Regions from separate parts of the Homo sapiens genome. Here region 1 is linked to region 2. Evidence: read pairs that join two places in POLR2A ChIA-PET (ENCODE). Cell type or tissue: MCF 10A. All regions are shown on one strand. Links, peaks and the distances in the headings refer to the core of each region. The heading gives the core; the rest is flanking DNA. Region 1 overlaps MIR924HG (MIR924 host gene). Region 2 overlaps MIR924HG (MIR924 host gene).

Region 1 (10,053 bases), core at 2,981-7,980, 200 kb after region 2:
TGAACTGAATTGAAGTATTAAGACTTCAAGAAACGAAAAGTGTTATGTTAGGGCAGTGGGAATTTTTTTTTTTTTTTACTTCCAAATTTATTTTCTTTTTATTATTTTCTGTGAAAACCTACATGGTTACATTTTTTGTTGTTGTTGGTATCTTTAGTTGTACCCACATCCATAGTCAGAGATACAATCAACCCTTAATTGGACATTGTTCACAGATCAATGTCCTTTTGTCTCTTCGGTAGAATCATTTGACTAACATTTTTTAACAGCTACACTCCTGAGGAAGAGTGTGGGAAAAGGAAGGATAATAAGAACCAAAAAATTGGAGAGGTTTCCTGCTGGGCATGCAGAGAATTTAAGACAGACAAAACTACTTAGATTGCTAATTTGAGGTCTTTGAGAAACACTTTCAGATCCAACAGTTTTTCCAGGCTTCCCCAGAATTTATCAAGCTTATCTCCAGTCCTGCCACTCACCCCAGATCTATAGTATCTGTCTGGCCCATAATGTCTGCTCCACAATATCTACAGCCTTCCAGTGGCCACTTGACTACTTTTTCCAGGTTCCAGGATTGCTAAGACTGTTTCTACATCCTCAGTTTTCTTTGGTTCCTCAAAGGACTTGAAAGAAAATTCAGAATTCTATCATTTTGCTCTTACATCCTAATCCCCATACTTACTTCTCTCTCCTCCAAGATGAGAAAATGGCTGTTCCCACACAAGTTCTTGAGGAAATGCCTACCACACTGCATTGTCATATTGAATAATCATTTAATCACTGACTAAATCTGAGACACCCAGATCAGAGGATTCAAAAACTCTGGGAGACTTTAAAAACCTTTCCAAATTAAGCATTTATTGTTACTTCATTGCTCCCTTGCTACTTAATTTTCCTGAATCTAATTTTAGGAGAAATTTGCTCCTGTAGCCTTGCACACTTCATCTCAATCAATACGTTATTCTCCCTAGAGGTCCCAAATTATTCTTTTCAAATGTCTTTTTTATCTACCCTTGGAAACAACACAAGCAAATGGAGTTTGACTTCCAGCTGTCAAATCAAGTGTTGAGGCAAACCCTGTGAGCGTGAATCACACGATCTTGCCTTGTTCAATCTGGGTAATGTGGCACAGTCCCAAGAATTCTCCCCTACTACCAAGAGAGAGAAAGAAGGAAAAAGCAAACGGTACACTTTTTAAAAGTTGGAAAAATATACTTGTTTATACATTATACATTATTCATTCACATACAAACTGGTAGCTAAATAATGAATCCTCATTTATGTTCCTTGGACTTCTTTGATATGTTAGGGTGAAGGTTTGAAATGGAATATTTTAAGTGGACCACCCTGTGATTGCAGTTAAGAATTTAACTCAGGCCTCTTTATAATTTCATTCCTGATAATCCATACCTTGGAAAGTGTATTGACAAGATTTCCCTGTTTGTTTTAGGTACTAAAATTTCCTGGTTGAGACAGGTTAATATTCAAAATGTAAGCAATGCCACATTGTTGATGAGGGCATAAAAAGTTCTATTTGTAAGGAATATTATGAAATATTATTTGAAAAAATTTGTATATCATTATAAATGTGTCACAGAATTTTAAATTCATTTAAGAAACATTATCAATGAATAGATATAATAAAATTTATCACACTGGGAGGAGTGTTAGTTTATGTTATTTACATGTTGGTTGATACATTGTCTCAGTTAAAAACAAAATTATATTTCCTCTGGGCCTGATTTAAAGACAGTTTACTAAGTTTGCTAAAGCATACACACAGACACAGACACAGACACACACACACACTCATACAGATGTTATTGTTTTATAGCTGAACCTTATAGATCCTGTTTCCTTGCCTTGAAGGTCTAATTCTCCTAATTCCTGTGTATTTTCCAGAGGGTCCTAGGCCATAAAAAGTACAAAAGAAAGAAAGAAACTCCCTGCATTCTGCCCTGATGATTGTTGTGTAGCGGCAGTGATGATGTTATTGGAAGTTTTAAAAACTAAAATACCCGATCAGGTTCAGAGACATTACCCAGTTATGTTCTGTGTGCTTTTTATGGTTCATTCAATTTTCATCAAACAAGGGACAGCAATTCGTTATTTTCCATTCTCCACTGTCCCAAATCCTCAGACTCTATCAAAGCACACCTTGAGCTCCACCTCCCACATTGTGCTCCCCACTGGTGCCAATCTTCCAGCTAACTCCATTTCCCCTTTGTAAACGCTCGATGTGCTGACCTATTTAAAAATATAACTCAGGTGCCTGGCGAACCATGATGCCTGCCAGCTCTTCAGATAAAGAGGATCCACTTATTAATCTGCTCTGTCTCCATCTGCCTGCTCAATTGGGATTGACTGCTTGCTGTCCAGACTGATACCAGGGAAATCTGATTGAGGACAAGAATCTCTTTGTACATTTCCCCCACTGATATGGCACAACAGGTTTGTTGCAGCCAGGGAGTTAAGCTGATGTGACATGATGTCAGATGGCCTGCCATTGTACGTCAGAAATTAAAAAGAAAATATTCTTTCAAACTGGAATTCCTCATGTGATTTTTATTTCCTTGGGCTTTGAGCAGATTGAGTATTGAATTGCTTGACTGGAGCCCATGGATAATTTAATACCTGCAACATTCGTCCCCGGGTGAATTTCAGCCACATTTGACTTGTTCAGCATGGCGTCTCAGTCCTAACCATTTCATGGAAATCTTGTAAATATTGATTGATGAAATCCCAAGAAATGCTTTTTTCTAACTCTGATTCTGAAATGTTCCAGAAGAAAACACCTAATCTCTGCATCCCTCCTCCCTACTCCATATCCAGTTGTATAAGAAGTAAATAAGAATTTTGGATTTTTTTTAATCCTTCTCCAGTTAAAACAATCAATTCTTACAACTTAAAAAAAATTAAAATAAAGTGATGTGATTTGTTCCATTAAACTAGGCCTGAGTAAGTAAATGAGCAAATAAATAAACTCAAACCATATAAGTGGAATAAAAATGTTATTATTTCTTATGACACTTTTTTAATACTTCAATTTGAGGTATTGGATACATAATATTAGCTATCCAGGAGAATATAAACATAGTGTATGTTTATATGGTTCTTATGGACTAAATGATGTGAAAAGTATTCTGATTTTAGTAGGAGCTTGTGCTTCTATTGAAAAGATAGATAGAACTAGCCTTGTATCAAATAAATCTAAAATCAAAACTGGATGAACATGAAATTTCCAGAATGTGTTTATTAATGTAAAATTCAGAGAAAAAAGATAGACACAAAAATAAGAGTTAAAGATCTTATAGGAATTCATGTTTAGTAACAAGGAATAAAATATTATCAATTTTTTAATATTCAGCTTTTACTCTTTAGTAAAGGCTAATCATTTGTTAATTTGTGTAAGCGCCAGTGTTTAAAAATTCAGACATGAATGAAATGTGTGGCTGGTTTGTATTGTTTATTGTAAATTAAACAGTCTAAAATGTAAATACTATTGGGGAATATAAAATCTCCTTCATTCAGTGCAAATAACACTGAATAAATTAATAAATTGACTAGCCTCTCTTTAATATTTACATGTTATAAAAGTGTATTTGTATGTGTGTGAGTGTATCTGTGCATATGTGAACACAAGATATTCGAAGCACTAGAGGGAAAATAACTTGGTTAAATAGATGAAGCAAGTACAGAGCAGAAACAAAAGTGGCACAAGTTAAGAATACTTTTCAAGTATCAAGAAATTACCTTAACAAAAAGTAATTATTGGATATTTTCTCAATATATAAAAGGGAAAAATATTGTCCAGAATTTTTAAGACTAAAATATAAGAAGAAAAACAAATCCATAAAAAGATTAATGAAATAAAACAATTCAGTTTTAATCTTGCTGTACTGGCTTAGTGTTTGCCTAGCTATTGAGTCTTTCTTACCTTCATTTCCATTTTCCCCAAATCTTAGAGCGGGAAAGATAGTGCATATTGTTTATACTAGACAGGAGATTGCTTGTGAAATTTGTATTCTTTTCTAGATGAACTGGACTGAAAAGAGGAAACTTGGGAGAAAATTACCCTTTATTGATTACCCTAAATCATACCCTCAAAACCTACTACAAGCATGCATCTCCTTGTTTATTCTCTTCTGGGACCTGAATCAAAGGGGAAGCCCCATTAAAACTGTACTCAGCTCCACAATGAGAGAAAAGCGAGAAATATAAGGGCAGTTGGAAGAGATCACATTACTGGAACCATAAATGGGATTCTTCAGAAAAGTAAGGACTTCCATGACCAAGTAAGACAATTCAGCATGCGATTCAACCGAAGTCTTCATACTACAAACTATGGAAAGGCATGAAAATCTGCAGGATACAAGAATATATTGACTTGCATTTTGTAGGACGTAGTTTAAGTATGATATTCTGCTAACAATAACATCCAAAAGTAAAAAGCTCTGTCTTTTCCATCTCATATGCCACACAAAATTATGTACCTTGATTACTCAATAAGCATCAATCAAAGACTGGCATGAAGGACTCAAAGTGGCAAGTTTCTTCTCAAAAGCAGAGACTTATCAATTCAGGTCAGGCAAACGAAACCTAAGTTTGCAAATAGATCTAGAAGGAAAATTATTTTACAGACTCCTAAGGAATGAAAGCACTATAAACAAGCAAATGTTATTTCCTGGAGAGAGGATGGAAGAGAAAGAAATGAGAAAATAAATGTTGTTCATTATTAATTTGCCATTTGGTTCAAGGAAAATGTTCACAGGCAAAGTTGCTTGTATCTTACACTTAATATTTTTCTCATCACAAGATATAATTTTAATAGTTTTTTTCAAATCATGGTTCCTTCTTATCAAATAAGCTTTTTTCAAGCCAATCAAGGTGGGAGACCAGAAGGTTTAAAAAGAATTCATTATAACAACTCAAATGGAAGATATAAAATAATCTGTTTCAAAGAGTAGAGACTGTTTTCCATCAGCATTTGTAACATGACTCATTATTTCACAATTTCTCATCCGCCCTTCCTCTATTCCTACCCTCAAATGCTCTGTGGTAGAAAACTTCGACCTTGCTGAGAGAAATAATAACACAACATAGCTGCACCATCCATGAGATTAATACCGCCCACCGAAAGAAGCACCTCAACCGGCAAAATACAAGTAAAATGCATGAACACACTGAGGAACTCTTTGCCTTGTTCACCTTCTTTCTAAATAATTCATCAGTTTAATGATAATGACATTCAAATATCATAATTACAGCTGACTCTTTAAAAAATATCAATTCCGGGACCCAAAATGGAGCAACCAGCCCCCACTCCTTTTCCCACCATTAGCTGTTAATGCCAAAATATGATCTTTATTCATTTCACTGACATAATATAAAACCAATGTAGATTTCCCATTTTTTGTAAAATTTTCATCTGCACTATTAGTTTCACTGATAGCAGACTGCAAAATGTTGTTAAGCTACAAGATGGAAGACACTGCAAAAACCTCAGCATGTTAAGAAGCCATAAAATTTTATTCAGTTCATTTACTGCTACAGTCCAGTAACCCTATAGTAAGGGTGTGCTATTTTTATTGTGTATTTATTTAAAGGTTGAATATTCTGTTCCCTGGACTAGATATCTAACAGAGTTAATCTAGATTACTAATACACTGAGTTGTCTTCTACTTTGGGGTTTATCATTTCCTTGAAAGTGTTTTTGTGTTTTGGCTATTGTGAAAGAGATAATAGCAGAATACTGCAAACAAAAGCTTGCCTTTGGATAGGTGGCTCATTTATGCTCAAAATTAAACCACCAGGGTATGGGCCTCACATGACACTGAGGAGAAGGACCCCCTTTTCCCTCCCCTTACTCCATCTTATATCTCTAAAAATACAAATCTCAGTGCATAGTGCAATGAAACACAATGTAAGAGACTTTTATTGGTCAGTCTGGGACTCTGCTGGAGATGCTTGACTGCTTATACAATCCCGCAGAAGTCAGCCACATTTCTCATTTATTGCTTTGTCAGTATGTCTTAGCAGTTTGGCATAAATAGGTAAAATATTTTTAGATTAGCATGAGGTAGAACATGCTTCAGGTCTACTAATAAAACCAGTGCCATCTAAAGCTAGCTTATCTATATATTATATGAAATTTGCAAGATGAGGACACAAACTAGAGAAGAGATATGGTGCACATATTTTGCCAATATATGGATATATTGGATATGTGGAGGAGGGGCCTCCCCCACAGACTTCCTGGGCCATGGAACAATAGCAGTTATGCCAGTGGTGACTCTACTATGAAAAAAAGCACACACGTCAAGTCAAAGGAGCCCAAAAAAGGATAGTAGATGGGACTGTTATTTTTGTATTTGGGTTTTCTCCCTTAGAACTAGGGTATTGGTTGTACTAGCGTTAGCAAATACCCTGGAAATTCATTGTTGTGTAAATATACTTGGGCCTCAGGAGTAACAGTTCCCCTGCTCAGTCCCAATTAAAGGCCACATAGAAACTCCAGGTGCAGTAAATAGATAAACTAGCAACAAAAACTACAATAGCAAACAGGCCAGACAAATGATCTACAGCATCCACAATACATTCTGCCTGTGTCTGTGACTTGTTAGAAACCTAGAAGACAAGCCTGTCCCGACTTGGTCCCCTCATCTATAATACAGGCTGATAAGAGAACCTATGCCAGTTGCAGTGTTTTCTCTTGAAAGTTCAAAACATGTGGTTGATAAAAGCAAAGTGTGCATTTTTAAAGGCACATGAGAGAGAGATTTAAATCACCCGAGATAGTCTGTATTTATTCATTCCACAGAGGTACAAAGGCTCTGTCTGGGTAGCATTAAAGAGTAAAGGTTCAAAAGGAATATGTGAGAGTCCCCAGGAGACGGGAAACATAAGAATGCATTAAAATGAGATGGAGAATGTGTCCCAAAATAGCCAAATAATGACTGTTCGTAGTTACTATCTTGCTAGCATCGATTGTGGAATATTTGAGGGCCTGGGAGAATCAATGTATATGGTAAACAATCACCTCCTAAACTGAAATGTCAGAGATACGATACAGAATAATGAATATAAAATCTAGACAAAACTAATGACCAAACAAGATAAACAAGTTAAAACAAATAAGCCATGAAGGGTGAGTGACTAACGATTGAGTTAGGCATAATTCCAGTGAAAATCTGTCCATTTGAACAGCGTTTGCTGTGTGGTGTCAACACAGGCTGACAGCTGAGCCCGGCGTGCCTCCATTTAGCTTCTGGAATATAAAAATCTGGGCTGTGGATGCTGAGATGCAGAAGCCAGGTAGGTATTCAGGCAGTGGTGGGGAAAAACATTTCCAGATTTTACAATTTTACAACCATCCATTCATCATTTTGAGAGATGAAAGGTTATATCTTCTGCTTATTATGCACCTGGCACAGGGGTCTTACATTCATAGATACTCCCTAAAAATGATTTTCAAACAGTTTTTTTTTCTCCTTTTTTTGGTATGTAATTTTTTAAAGGGTGCTAGAAGTCTTACTTGATATCTCTTTCAATTATCCTTTCTTTTGTGCACCTTCCCTCTTTTTCTATTTTGAATTGATTTGTGAACCCCTTTTTACAGCTAAATGAGTCAGCAGAGATGGGATGTTGATAGATCTCATTGGACTTTGGTCAACATTGTTCTGAAATAAAAGGAGCCAGTAGGGTTTAACGGTACACTCCATCACAGAAAAAGCTCTGCTTCCAGCCTCCAATCATTCAGCAAGTCCTTATAACCTAAAAGGTTATTATTAGATAAACCTGAGATTTTGGCACAATTTGATCTCTACGGTGTCTCTTTTTTTGCCTTAGAGATCTCTTGTTGCTTTATGTCCTGATACTAAAACTTTCACTGGCTTCCTTTTCACCCCAAACATTCTTCTGTTTTCACGTCTAACCTAGACAATTCTCTATTCTGTTCTCTTCAAAACTGAACTGTTGTGGGTCTTGTTTAATAAGCAGCTTCTTTTAAATAATTGTCACAGTGGAAAAGATCTCATATTAGTTGAATGTTTGTAGACAATAAACACTGACTGACAGCATTTTTCCCCCTATAAATATTTGCTTACACAGGAATCTTTCCCTTATATTAAAAAAAAATACATATCTAATGTTGGGAATTTCAGACATAATGGCAAGCAAATAGCAGGAATTTCTTTTGATCAGAGCGGCTTATCTGCACACTGTGTGGGGAAACACCTATTCTGCCTGCAGATAAGGCCTTTGTGATGATGTTTTTGTGAATAATATTTTTAAAATAAAGGGGCCTAGGGGCTAAACATTTTTACTTAGCAGACTTAGCAGAAGGAAACTTTAAATTATAATATTTAGATAAAAATTAAACATATCATTTATGATATATTGTTCTAGCAACTTCATAAGCAAACATGGTTTTAAAATATATATTTGGGTATGAAATTATCCCTAATTACTAGAGAAATAACTATCTTTTCTTGTTATTTATGTGCACCTGCTGGGCACTATCCTTATAATAGGGGCCATTCAATTACAACAGGTGGGGTAAAAACTGTTCTTGACTCTACCTGAACAGATCAATAACACCATGTTGGGCCTAGAAGGCATTCAGGTGAGCCCCTAGTCACTAGCCATCATTGAAGATGACAGAATTTCCATATACTTCCTCCACGCAGTCCAATGTGGTATATGTGTAATCTCTAATACCTTCTACTATATTTGCATTCATATCTTGCATCAAATGGAAAGGTCAATACAAAAACTTAAGGAGAAAGCCACCTGAGTTTCTAAGGTAAATCCTAAAGGTTTATGGTCTTTGTTCAGCTGGTAGGCAACAAGAACTTTGGGACATCACTGAAGTCAATCACTACAGGCTGACATCATGCTGTTTCTTGGAATCCTGTTGGTAGTAACCTTAACTGAATGCTCTACCAGATAAATTGAACAGATTTGGCTCCAGCCTTTGTTGGTCAGATTAATGAAAGTGGTTGATCAAGTCACTTACTCATGGAAAACAATTTTCTACACGCCCAGATGGTATAAAATCAATGGATACGCTGGATGTGGTGGCTCACACCTGTAATCCCAGCACTTTGGGAGGCCAAGACAGGTGGATCACCTGAGGTGAGGAGTTCGAGACCAGCCTGACCAACATGGTGAAACCCCGTCTCTACTAAAAATACAAAAATTAGCCGGATGTGGTGGCGCATGCCTTTAATCCCAGCTACTAGGGAGGTTGAGGCAGGAGAATCGCTTGAACCCAGGAGGCAGAGGATGCAGTGAGCTGAGATCATGCCATTGCACTCCAGCCTGGCAAGAGAGCAGCCTGGAGAGCAAAACTCCGTCAAAACAAAACAAAACAAAAAAACAATGGATGCATATTTTTGGGAGACAATTCTCAGTGGGTATCTTGTATTTCTGCATGTGCTATGAGCAAACATGGTGATTGTCTTTGTTCTGGATTACCTTTTTAAAGATGTTTATATAGTGAAGTGCTTTAGAAAAATAGAGCTCGTGTCTCCCTCAAGAAACAGCAGGTTTGCTTACTGCCTTGGAAATAGAGATAGTGTCTCCCTCTAGAGCACGGGTGTCCAACCCTTTGAATATAGGATTTCTTTGCTTATCTGTGGTGATGAATATCACAGAAATTATACATGGATTTTTTTTAACCTTATCAGCTATTGTTAGTGTTAGTGTATTTTATGTGTGGCCCCAGACAATTCTTCTTCCAATGTGGCCCAGGGATGCCAAAAAGTTGGACACCCATCCTCTAAAGAAAACAGCAGTCAATGCTTTCTGCCTAGTGTAACAAAGATAGTATCTCCCTCTGGAGCTAATAGCAGACTTACTTATTGATCTTTATAAGAGACTTGCCTTCTCAAAACTAACAATTTTTCTCCTAAAATGCAACCCACTATGTGTGCAGGGGTTCCACCCTGTGGAAACTGGTGCTTAGGGAACCAGCATAAGAAATGTTGACAGTCTCACTATTGCTATTGTTGTATTAAAAAAAAGTCATTTGTCTCTGACTCAGGAATGTCTTGA
Region 2 (10,053 bases), core at 2,981-7,980:
AATCTTCATTAACCAGATAATTATATATTCTTTATGTAAGGTCCTGTAATACAACAGGCAAAGACCGGTTTCAATGTATTTTCATCATCTGACAAGTTTTAGAGATTTCTATGGATGCTGGTTCTTGTTGCCTGTATAATCCTATGAAAGGCCATAGCTATTTTTTTTTTTTTTTTGGCCAACAGAAAGTCCATAGCTATTTTCCCATATGAGTCAAACTATGTATTCTGCTCACTTTTAGGCTGAGTTGATGTTTGTCAAAAATTTTAGAGAAAAAGAAAACAAACATTGTTAAGCCCATTATCAAAAAAATTGGTCAAAGGTTTGCTAAGCAACTGTTCTGGAAACAACAACAAAATAAACTTATTTCAACAGTTTGAAATGTTAAGTATTTATTACATTTGGGAAAGCATGCAATGATTTCAGAAGGAAGGGGCATACGAATAGAAGCTGATTCCTTTTAATAGAAATAAAAAGTGGTTTTAGAGGAAGAAGAAGCTCTGAAGTTTTCACATTGCTAAAAAAATCTCACCAGGACAGCATTTATATCTCCATACTACATGAATTTGTTTTACGTAATTTCACAGTCCATCTAAAATAAGGGTCAAATTCAAGAGACATTTATGTAATGCTGGAATGGAAGACACCAAAAAATGCATAGGGCAAATATTTATACATTCTGTTCAGCTGGCTAAAACTGTGATCTAGATCAGCAGGTCTTTAAGTGGAGTCCGTGAATCCCTGGAAGTACCCAAGACTTTTTTCAGGCTAAGTGCAGAGTCAAACTATTTTCATTAAAAAATTAAGGTAATGTTTGCCTTTTTTATTGTGCTGACAATTGCACCAATGGTATAAATGAAACAGTGAGTATAACTGACAATGTCTTAATATGTGTAACAAGGCAATGGCACCAAACTATAGTAGTCATTGCATTACTCATTGCCACATAAGCTCAGGTGAAAAAAAAGATACTTTACCTAAGAATGTCCTTAAAGAAGTAGTGAAAATTATTAATTTCATTAAGTTCCATCTTGAGTGTATGTTGACTGTTCTGTGTGTGAAAATAAGTGGTATGCACAAAGCACTTCTGCTGCGTACCAACCACAGTGGTGGTCTCAAGGAAAACACGCGTGCTATTGAGTTGCAAGCTGAACTAGCCACTTTTTTTTTAAATGGAATGTCATTTTTGAAAGCTGTTGAAAGACATGTAAAAAACAATGGTTATTAAGACATGAGTATTGAGTAGACATTGTCTCATAAAATTAACTGTGTGAACTTGTCACTTCAAATAAAGCAATGGACAGTAGTTTTTGCCATTGATCAAATGTGAGGTTTCAAGCAAAAATTAAAATTGTGGAAAACTTATATCTGCCACCATGCACAGAACTGCTTCCTAATAGCTAATGACTTTTCTGATAGGATCAATGATAACATTAATGAATAAATTTATCAATATTTGGAAGATCTGCGAAGCTCAGGAAACCAATATTTTTCAAATGACTAATGCATAATATCACAAAATTAGGCAAAAGATTAATTCAAGATGCAAAATATATCTGTGAATTTAATGAAACAGTGTGTAAACTTTATTGGTATGATTTCATATTTCACATTGCACCCAACCTTGATATGTAACTTGTCGAGTTTTGGTATAGTATTAAAAAATATATAGTTATACCTACAACTGTCCAAAATGGCTATTAATATACCCCTCCATTTTCTAACTCATATTTATTAATCCTCACACTTCTTTGAGTAAGGGTTGCTTTGTCCATATACCTCAATAAAGAAACATATGCTGCAGCTCAGTGGCAGAAGCAGATCTGAGATTCCAGGCATCTTTTGTAAGTCAGACAGTAAAGAGATTTTTAAAACATAAAATAATGCTATTCTTATCACTACATTTTTCTTGTTATGCGAAATATAGTTATTTTTTCATGCAAAACAAGCTATTTATGTTATATGTAATGGGATTATTATTTATTTGTGAATGAATAAATACATAAATAAATATTTTAAACATCCAGTTTTGATTTTCATACAATAAATATTCATAGATGTAATACCCACATAATCAGACATTCTTTGGGGGTCCTCAATATTTTTTTAGTATAAAAGATATCCAGAGACCAACATTTTAAAGAACCTCTACTCTAAGTCAGTTAAAACATTTTGGTGGAAAGGATGTTTAGTGAAAAAGGAAGCACAGGCCTCAGAATCAGACAAACCTGGAGGTAAATGCAAACTCCAGCATTTAATTATGTGTGTTCTTGGCAGCTTAACTTTTCAGAACATTAGTTTCTAAGCAGTAAAGTGAGTTTGAAAATATTTCCATGATACAGTTTTTATAAGAATTACAAGTAACCTAAATAATGTACCTAGTGCCGAAACTGCTACATCACAGACCTTCATTCAATATTGGCTATTGTTTATATATATAAAATATAAACTATATATAGTATATATATTCATATAATATATATAATATCTCAGGATAAATATAGAAATAGATATGGCTACAAAGTACTCAAAAACAAGATTGTAAACTACTTTTTATTTTTATTTATTTAAATTATAATCTTGTCAACATGATTGGGAATAAAGAGATTTTCACAATAAGACACTGACAAAAATAGAATAAGTATGTAAGTGAAGAAGTGCTTTGAAGTCAAGTGTATTAATTACATTTAGGAATTTAGGGGTGCAGATTACAAATAATTTACTATGATTGCTACCAATCTAGCAGCTATATATTTTTAGGTTGTTCTGGTGCAGGAACATACATGGATGAAGTATCAAATCAATTGAAATATATATTCAAAATCATGTTAGACTGGGGAGAATGGTGCTTTGAAGCTCTCAAATGTGAACAGTTTTTGCCCCACAACCAAGGACTTTCAAAGATATGAAGAGCAAAAAAAGAATTAAATATGACTGAAAAATAAAAGGAGCTAGAGGCATCATTTTCTTTTGCATATCTGCTCCTAACTATGCACTCCCTCTTTTAGTTCTTGGGAAAAGCCTCTCCATCTTCCTACTTCAGAACCATTACACTGCATACTCAGTCATCTCAAGAATTCTGTTATGATCCATAGAATCAACTTCATCCAGTGCTGTCTCTTCTCCATTGTTTCAAAAGCAAAGTTATGGTCACAATGTCACCTTGCTTAATACCCTGTCACCTCCACCCAGGACTGAAGTCCCCTGCACTCTCTTGCACTTGCCTCATGAACCCATCTCCCGTCATGCCCTTTCCAGCCCACTCTCCACTCAAACAGAAGTGCTCAATAGGCCTTCAAAGGCTGTGCCCTCTCCTTCTGCAGCTTGGCATATACTGTCTATTGTGTTTGAATGGCTTTCTTCCACCCCCCAATTCTGTAATATGAAGCTCAGATACCACATCTTCTTAAATTATCTTCTGTTATATCCATATTTTGCCATAAATCAAACATAATCTTGCTGTTCTCTCATCTCCCATTATAGTACATATGAATGATTTTATGGCACACATCTCTTTCTACTATTTGATTATTATTTGCAACATTGATTCATCTCCTAATCTATAGTGTCCCGGTTTAAACTGCCACCATCACTTACCCTAACTAATGCCAACAGCCTCCTAATTGGTCTCCATGCATCCATTCTTGGCCCTGTTTCATTCATATCTCAGTAGCCAGAGTAATTTTCTAAATTATAATCAAGCTACTAATCCACTCAAAACATTTAAGTGGTCTCCCATTTCTCTTATATTAAACCCCAAATTTCTTACTATGGTCTGACCAGCCAGGCATGATCTGACTTCACCCTGTTTCTCTCCCGTTATTGTAAACCACCCTTCCTTGACCTGTTTATTCCACAGCCATGCTGAATTTCTTTCAGTTCTTGAAACACCTAATGCTCTTTCTTTCTCAAGGAATAAAACACTGGATGCTACCTTTTCTGCTGAAACACTTTCTCCCTCGCTCTTCACGTGGGTACTGCTACTTATATTTAATGTTCCAGCTTAAATGTTAGGTCCTCAGAAAAACTCTTTGACCTTCAGTTCCTTGTTTATTTCTCCCATTGTACATACTGAATTTATACTCTTTTAAAATGTATTTCAGGTTATTTGTATTTGTCTGTCTTCCCAACTGAAACGTGAGCTCCATAAGATTGGGAAGCATGTACACCTTGTTCTCCGTTGACTCACCATCACCCAGCATAGTGCCTGATACAGGGCTCAACAAATATTTGTTGAACAAATAGATAGCGAAATGGTATTGGGTGCCAGGATGCCACCTTTAGTCAATAAGCTAAAGGTCTCTTAAGGGGTATTGGTAAAGCTTGAAAAATTATATTGGTAAGTTCTCAACACCCTGAATCTCTGAAATTATATTTTTTTCTCTAAAAAATTTTGAGACTCTTTGGAATAAATTATGATGACTCTCCATCAGTTTAGGTACTATTAATACAATGTAATATGAGGTAAAATTTGAAAGAAAATCTACTAATGACTTGTTAAGTATAGATAATGAGAGAAACCTTCCAGGAATTACACAGATGTTTATTTTTCAATGGTGCTCCATGGAAGCATATGATGAATGTTACCTGGATTTCAATGAATGTCCCTCAATATCTACATTTACTCCCATTCTTTTACAAGCACAAATATTTAATTTCTCAGAATATGATCTACATTTTAAAATATAGGTTAAAAGTGCTAATAGTGTTATTTTCATCAACAGAGAGAGGACTTGTTTGAGTTTAATTTTCCTTAACCATTAAATTATTTCTTTCCTTTTGCCTTTCCTCACTTTTTCCTTTCATCCTTTCTTCCTGTTTTCATTTTGGGAATCCTTCATTCCTGCCATGTGAGTGTCAGATCTGCATAAACAGTAGTACGTTGGTCACTTTCAGGGATGCTAGATTGAAGCAATAATTACAAAGATGCCAACCCTTATTGTAATATCCATCACTTTATTCTCTCAAAAGAACATCCTTTCACTAACTCAATATGTCTCACAAACTTTAACTGTTTTTCTTGACTGACTTCTGAGTCACATTTTTCTACATCTTTTCTATTATGGCCTCTCTGCCATCACAGAATTATTTTTACCACCTAGCTCTCCTGGATCATGTATTTGGGGCATTCTTCCAAAGAAATTTGATCCAGGGCTCCTTGATGTATCAGTAATTCCCACCGGGAATTAGACACTACTTAGGCACCATCTCATAGCCTCCTAGCCTCACCTATCTCCAGAATTCTGAGTCAGTTATTTCTCCCAGTCATGGTTCCAGCAACCAGCACTGCATAAGATCAGGCTGACTTCACTTGGACTCCCAACCCATAGTTGAGATAATGACCATGACTGAGATTTTGGGCTTCACCAATGCCACTGTAGACTGAGATGCTGAATTCCCACCGAGCTTCTGCATAGACTCAACTCTGAAAGGCATTTTGTATGCACCATCTCTTGTGAGTGAGCCATTGACCTATGAGAAAATAGTAATCAAGGGGTCAAGTTTTCTCTCTCCAACTTTGAGACCTACCAACCTGAGATTAGCAACGATTTGTTGGGACTTGGAAGGCCATCCTACAAAATGGAGCTTTGCTTGAGGGACAGCAGAATTCAGCACCATTAGGCACTATGTATTTGCTGTCTCTCCTTTTTTTCATTTCCATTTTCTTCCGTCCTGGTTCTTTGAAATTTTTCCTACTGATAAGGAAATAACACAGTAGTTTGCTAGTTGTTGCTTTGAACTCTACTTTCTGGGGAACTCAGTTGGGGCAAACATTCTCTCTTATGAGACTTCCATGATCTCATATTCATTCACTAAACACCATCTCTAACAGCTCTGCCCATGGTCTACTGAAACATGGAAAAGAGGCCCAAGGCTTATATACCAAAGATATGGTTCTCCTTTTAGAGTGAAACCAAGGAAATTGTTCTTGATCACATATTTGATCCCTGGAATAGACTATACATATATATGTGTATATATAAATTATGTATATATTTATATATATACACACACAAATTATATATATTTATATATATACACACAAGTTATATATGTTTATATATATATACACACATATATATAATGCTAAATTCTAAACGAAGACACTTAATTGTAGGCTATAATTCTCCCATGGAATTCTTGATATAGAGAGTATGTTCAATAGCTATTTAAGTATCCATTTGATCTCTTAACTCTGATAAAAGCTTCTTAGATTATTACTACCTATACCAGGTAGTATCTCTCTTTTTTCAATGAGATACCTATTTAGGTGCAAGTTTAACTGTAGGAAGCACTTATACATTTATTTATATATGCACACACATGCACACATGTATATCTATATTTATATAGATATAAATATAAATATAAATATATATATATATATATATATATATATTTTCACTCATTTAAGAGGGTTTTTGACCTCTTACCATATGCCAAGCATTCTTCTAGGCATTGAATATTTAGTACTGAATGAAAAAGTCATATTTTATATTCTTATTGAAATTATAGTCTAGTATAAAAGAAGGTCCTTTACTCAAGAAAAATAAAAAATATTTTAAGATCTCTACAAGTTTAAGGTCTTTATCTCACAGCATTATAATTTTTTTTTGTTTTATTCTCCAGCTGTATCTCATGTAAACATTACTAACAGATATTTCACAGGATTATTTGAAAACAAAACAAGGAAGCCAAGCAGATTTACCATATCTAGGAACATTAGAACAACCCTCGGGGAGAAACAGAATTTTGTCTAATCCACCACACATCTGGGAAAGGGAAATAAGGTTGAATTCATAATTCACTTGTACCACAGGACTAGTTTAACAATAAAAAAATAGATAGTAATAAGGTATGACACCACAGAGATTGGGAGATAAGGTAAATGTAGCCTAGAACCTTTTCAACCCTAGTTAATGAGAATCCCTAAACACCACCAGACAACTTAATAGACCTAGCCATTACTTGAACATTTTGCCTTCTAGGCAGCTTCCTATTCTTCTTCCATTAATTCAAAACTTCAAAAGCACCAAGCTACATTTCATTCACAAATTGGATGAGATGTTAAATTAGGGAGATGGCATCTGAATCACTCAAGGTTGTTAGGCTTGTCGCAGTCAATATAAGCCACAACTCTCTCACATGTGCGGGGCTGCTCTACTCACAAAATGTGAGAGGGCTTTTACCTACACATACATCCTGACAAGGTTTGCCCAGGGAGAGTCAGCCTCAGTAAAGATACAGATAGCTGATGGCACTTATTCAAACGTAAAATAATGGTGGAGAGAAAGAACACAAGCACAGCACACATTTCTCAGGCATTTCTAATCACTTAACACACTCACATCTATACCTTGAAATCAAAGGCCCTCCTTTATTATAATAGATATATTTTAAAAATAATTTTAGGTAAACGAGAAAGCTGACAAACTTTTAAAAACTCCCTTCACTTTATCATTTAATAAAATAAATCAATTTTTACAATTTACATATGCTTTGAAAAAATTTTTAAGACCAAAATATTTAGTACAGTTTCTCCCCTACAAAATAGTGATCCTTATATTTTAATGTTAAAAAAATCAGTGATACGTAAAACAAAATGGGGACATATAGGTGCTATCATTGTCAATCAAATCACTCTAATTAAACAGCATTTAAATAATAAACAATTTAAAGGATAAAGAGGTATTTTTATTCATAAATGGTGTGTGTGTGTATGTGCACACTCGTGTGCATGCATGCACATGCATTTAATTTTATAAATATGTCTTCAAATGCTAGCACAGGGATTTGTTTGACTTAAGCAACTGCAAATGTGAGCTCAAAAGTGGGTATAAAAATGAACTTCTTTTTGGTTATAGGCTACTATGGAGCATCAATAATTGCATTTTTTGCATTAAATGCATTTAAAGACTATTGTTTTCAAGAGATAGCATTAAAGGGGAAAGATTTCACCTCATTTGGAAGTAACCAGAGATAGAAATTTAGGAAAATAGTGAGCCACTCTTATATCCAGAATTGTAGTATCAGTGGATAAAGAGTTTATCATGATTTTGACTCTATCAAAAATGGATCCCTGACTTAGATGAACATAAAATCCCTGTTTTCATACTCAATATGCTGCAAGATATAGGAGTTATTGCACTTTAAAAGATAAAAAGAAAATAGACTAAGTTTCTTGTCATTTTTTGCAAAGATCAACATTCAGAATTCACCTTTCCCTCCTCTACCCTGTCAGGCACAGCTCAGGGTAGGCTACCAGGGGAGACAATGCAAAAAAATGTGTGGAAGTCTACTTGATTCTGATGCTAGTCTTCTGAGCAATAGAAGACAGAGGAGAGAGAAAGAGAGAGAGAGAGAAAGAGAGAGAGAGAGAAGGAGGGAAATACAGGAAGAGAGAGAAAGACTTTACAGAATAATCTTCACATAGAGAGAAAAACTAGACATCCATGTCCAAAAGCATGAACCATTCAGTCAATCGGACATTGTACCAAATACAAGGAATGGTTATAAGAGGGATTAAGAAACATGGCAAAAGTACAAATATAAGTAAAGAATTAAGGGAGGTCGATGGGGATGGTCAAAGAGATTATGATGATGGGCTCAGCAAGCCTTTAACTCTCCACAAAGCTGAAGAGAGAAGAAAAATCGGCTTAGCTCCATATTTAGGAATAAGATTTGGAAGCAAGCATTAAACTATTATTCTATTACTTTATTACCATTTCAATACAGGACCCACAAATGACAAACCTAGGGTTTGGAATATAGACTGGATACATTCTTCAAAGAGTTCCTTTAATTATTTAGGAGAATGAACAGGGTGCATCTATCAAACCAATATTTATTCACCACTTACTATGTCCTAGGCACTCTTCTAGGTGCTTGGAAGACATTAGGGAACAAAACAAAAGGCTATGTCTTTTGACCTTTATATTTTAACAAAAGAGAAAAAATGAACAGTGAACATAATAAATATGTTGTGTAGTATATTAGAAGTGACGAGAGCTAATACTTTTAAGGAGCATTTTAGAGTCAGAGTCTACCTTAATTACTCTCTCCTTGTCAGCTACTGTTATTAGCTTTGGTTTCTGAGACACCAAACAGAGCCATAACTCCAAACTCCTCTCTCCTGAGGCAGTCACTCAAAACAATTGTAGTTGGGTATGGAACATGCTGGTAGGTGTTCTGGCAGACCTACAGAATCACATTACTAATTTTAAGGCCTCACTTTTACAATTACCTCTCTCCTTCACTTCCTTCTTATAGACCTTTAGAATTTCTCCAAACCCCAGGGACTCGCTGCCTTCATAATCTGCACTACTGGGAGCTGAGTGCTGGTTAATTGAGGATGATGATGAGGAGGAGAAGGAGCAACTCACTATTATCTAATATCATTGCTGGATCTCGAAGGCGAGGAAGACCATGTGGCTGACAGAGGTTTAGAAAGACCAAGCACACATGACTCAACCTGGCAGGACCTCAGTGACCTGCCTTCCTATCCAATATCTACTCGTGGCCAGAATAATTAAAACCCAAGAGAGAGCCAGCAGGATGGATAATAGGACTTGGTAATGACCCTCTTTGTTTCAACAAATTCATATCGCAGTTCCTGAATTTTAAAAAGTGCTGTGCAAATCGATTTGTTGGCTGATAAAAAGTGAATAGTAAGTAGCTTGTAATAAAATGGGCTATTTCCATGCTTGCTGGTGTGATGGGTTGGGGGCAGAATAATAGGATTTCTGAAACCAAACCCATTCAGGTAGAGCTTCTCTAGACCACTTTAGCAAAGTTACTAAAGCTAATTTCATCAGAAGAGCCAGAACCCCATATTTTACCTCTGATATTCAGTCTTTGCTATAAAAGTTTTTCTTCCCAATCTTTCTTATTTACCACCCCATAGAGCACCACATTAGGTCACTAACCCATCAGAGTAAATTTGCTTGTTCTATCTCTTTCCTTCATAATCAGGAAGTTTCAGAGAGGTCTGCTTTGAAGTAAAAACAGGCTTGTAGGATAGAGCAGGGAAATACAGCTAATAACAATGATAAT

What was found. Peaks named below come from ENCODE experiments on the same cell type or tissue, not always from the same donor. Only the 100,000 strongest peaks of a DNase experiment are listed, where the experiment ranks them.
Region 1: POLR2A ChIA-PET joins it to region 2 with 5 read pairs; 3 of 35 experiments call an interaction of 5 or more read pairs at or near these places.

The regions. Positions count from the first base shown.
Region 1 is chr18:39,600,003-39,610,055 of GRCh38, forward strand. All of the region lies in intron 2 of MIR924HG (MIR924 host gene), which reads right to left. Among named protein-coding and RNA genes, the nearest start is that of MIR924, 17 kb to the right of the region's middle. In MCF 10A, for the core only: no CTCF peak of the experiment used is centred there; a DNase peak (open chromatin) is centred at 5,039.
Region 2 is chr18:39,402,945-39,412,997 of GRCh38, forward strand. The region is part of intron 3 of MIR924HG (MIR924 host gene); the gene reads right to left. Among named protein-coding and RNA genes, the nearest start is that of MIR924, 210 kb to the right of the region's middle. In MCF 10A, for the core only: no CTCF peak of the experiment used is centred there; no DNase peak of the experiment used is centred there.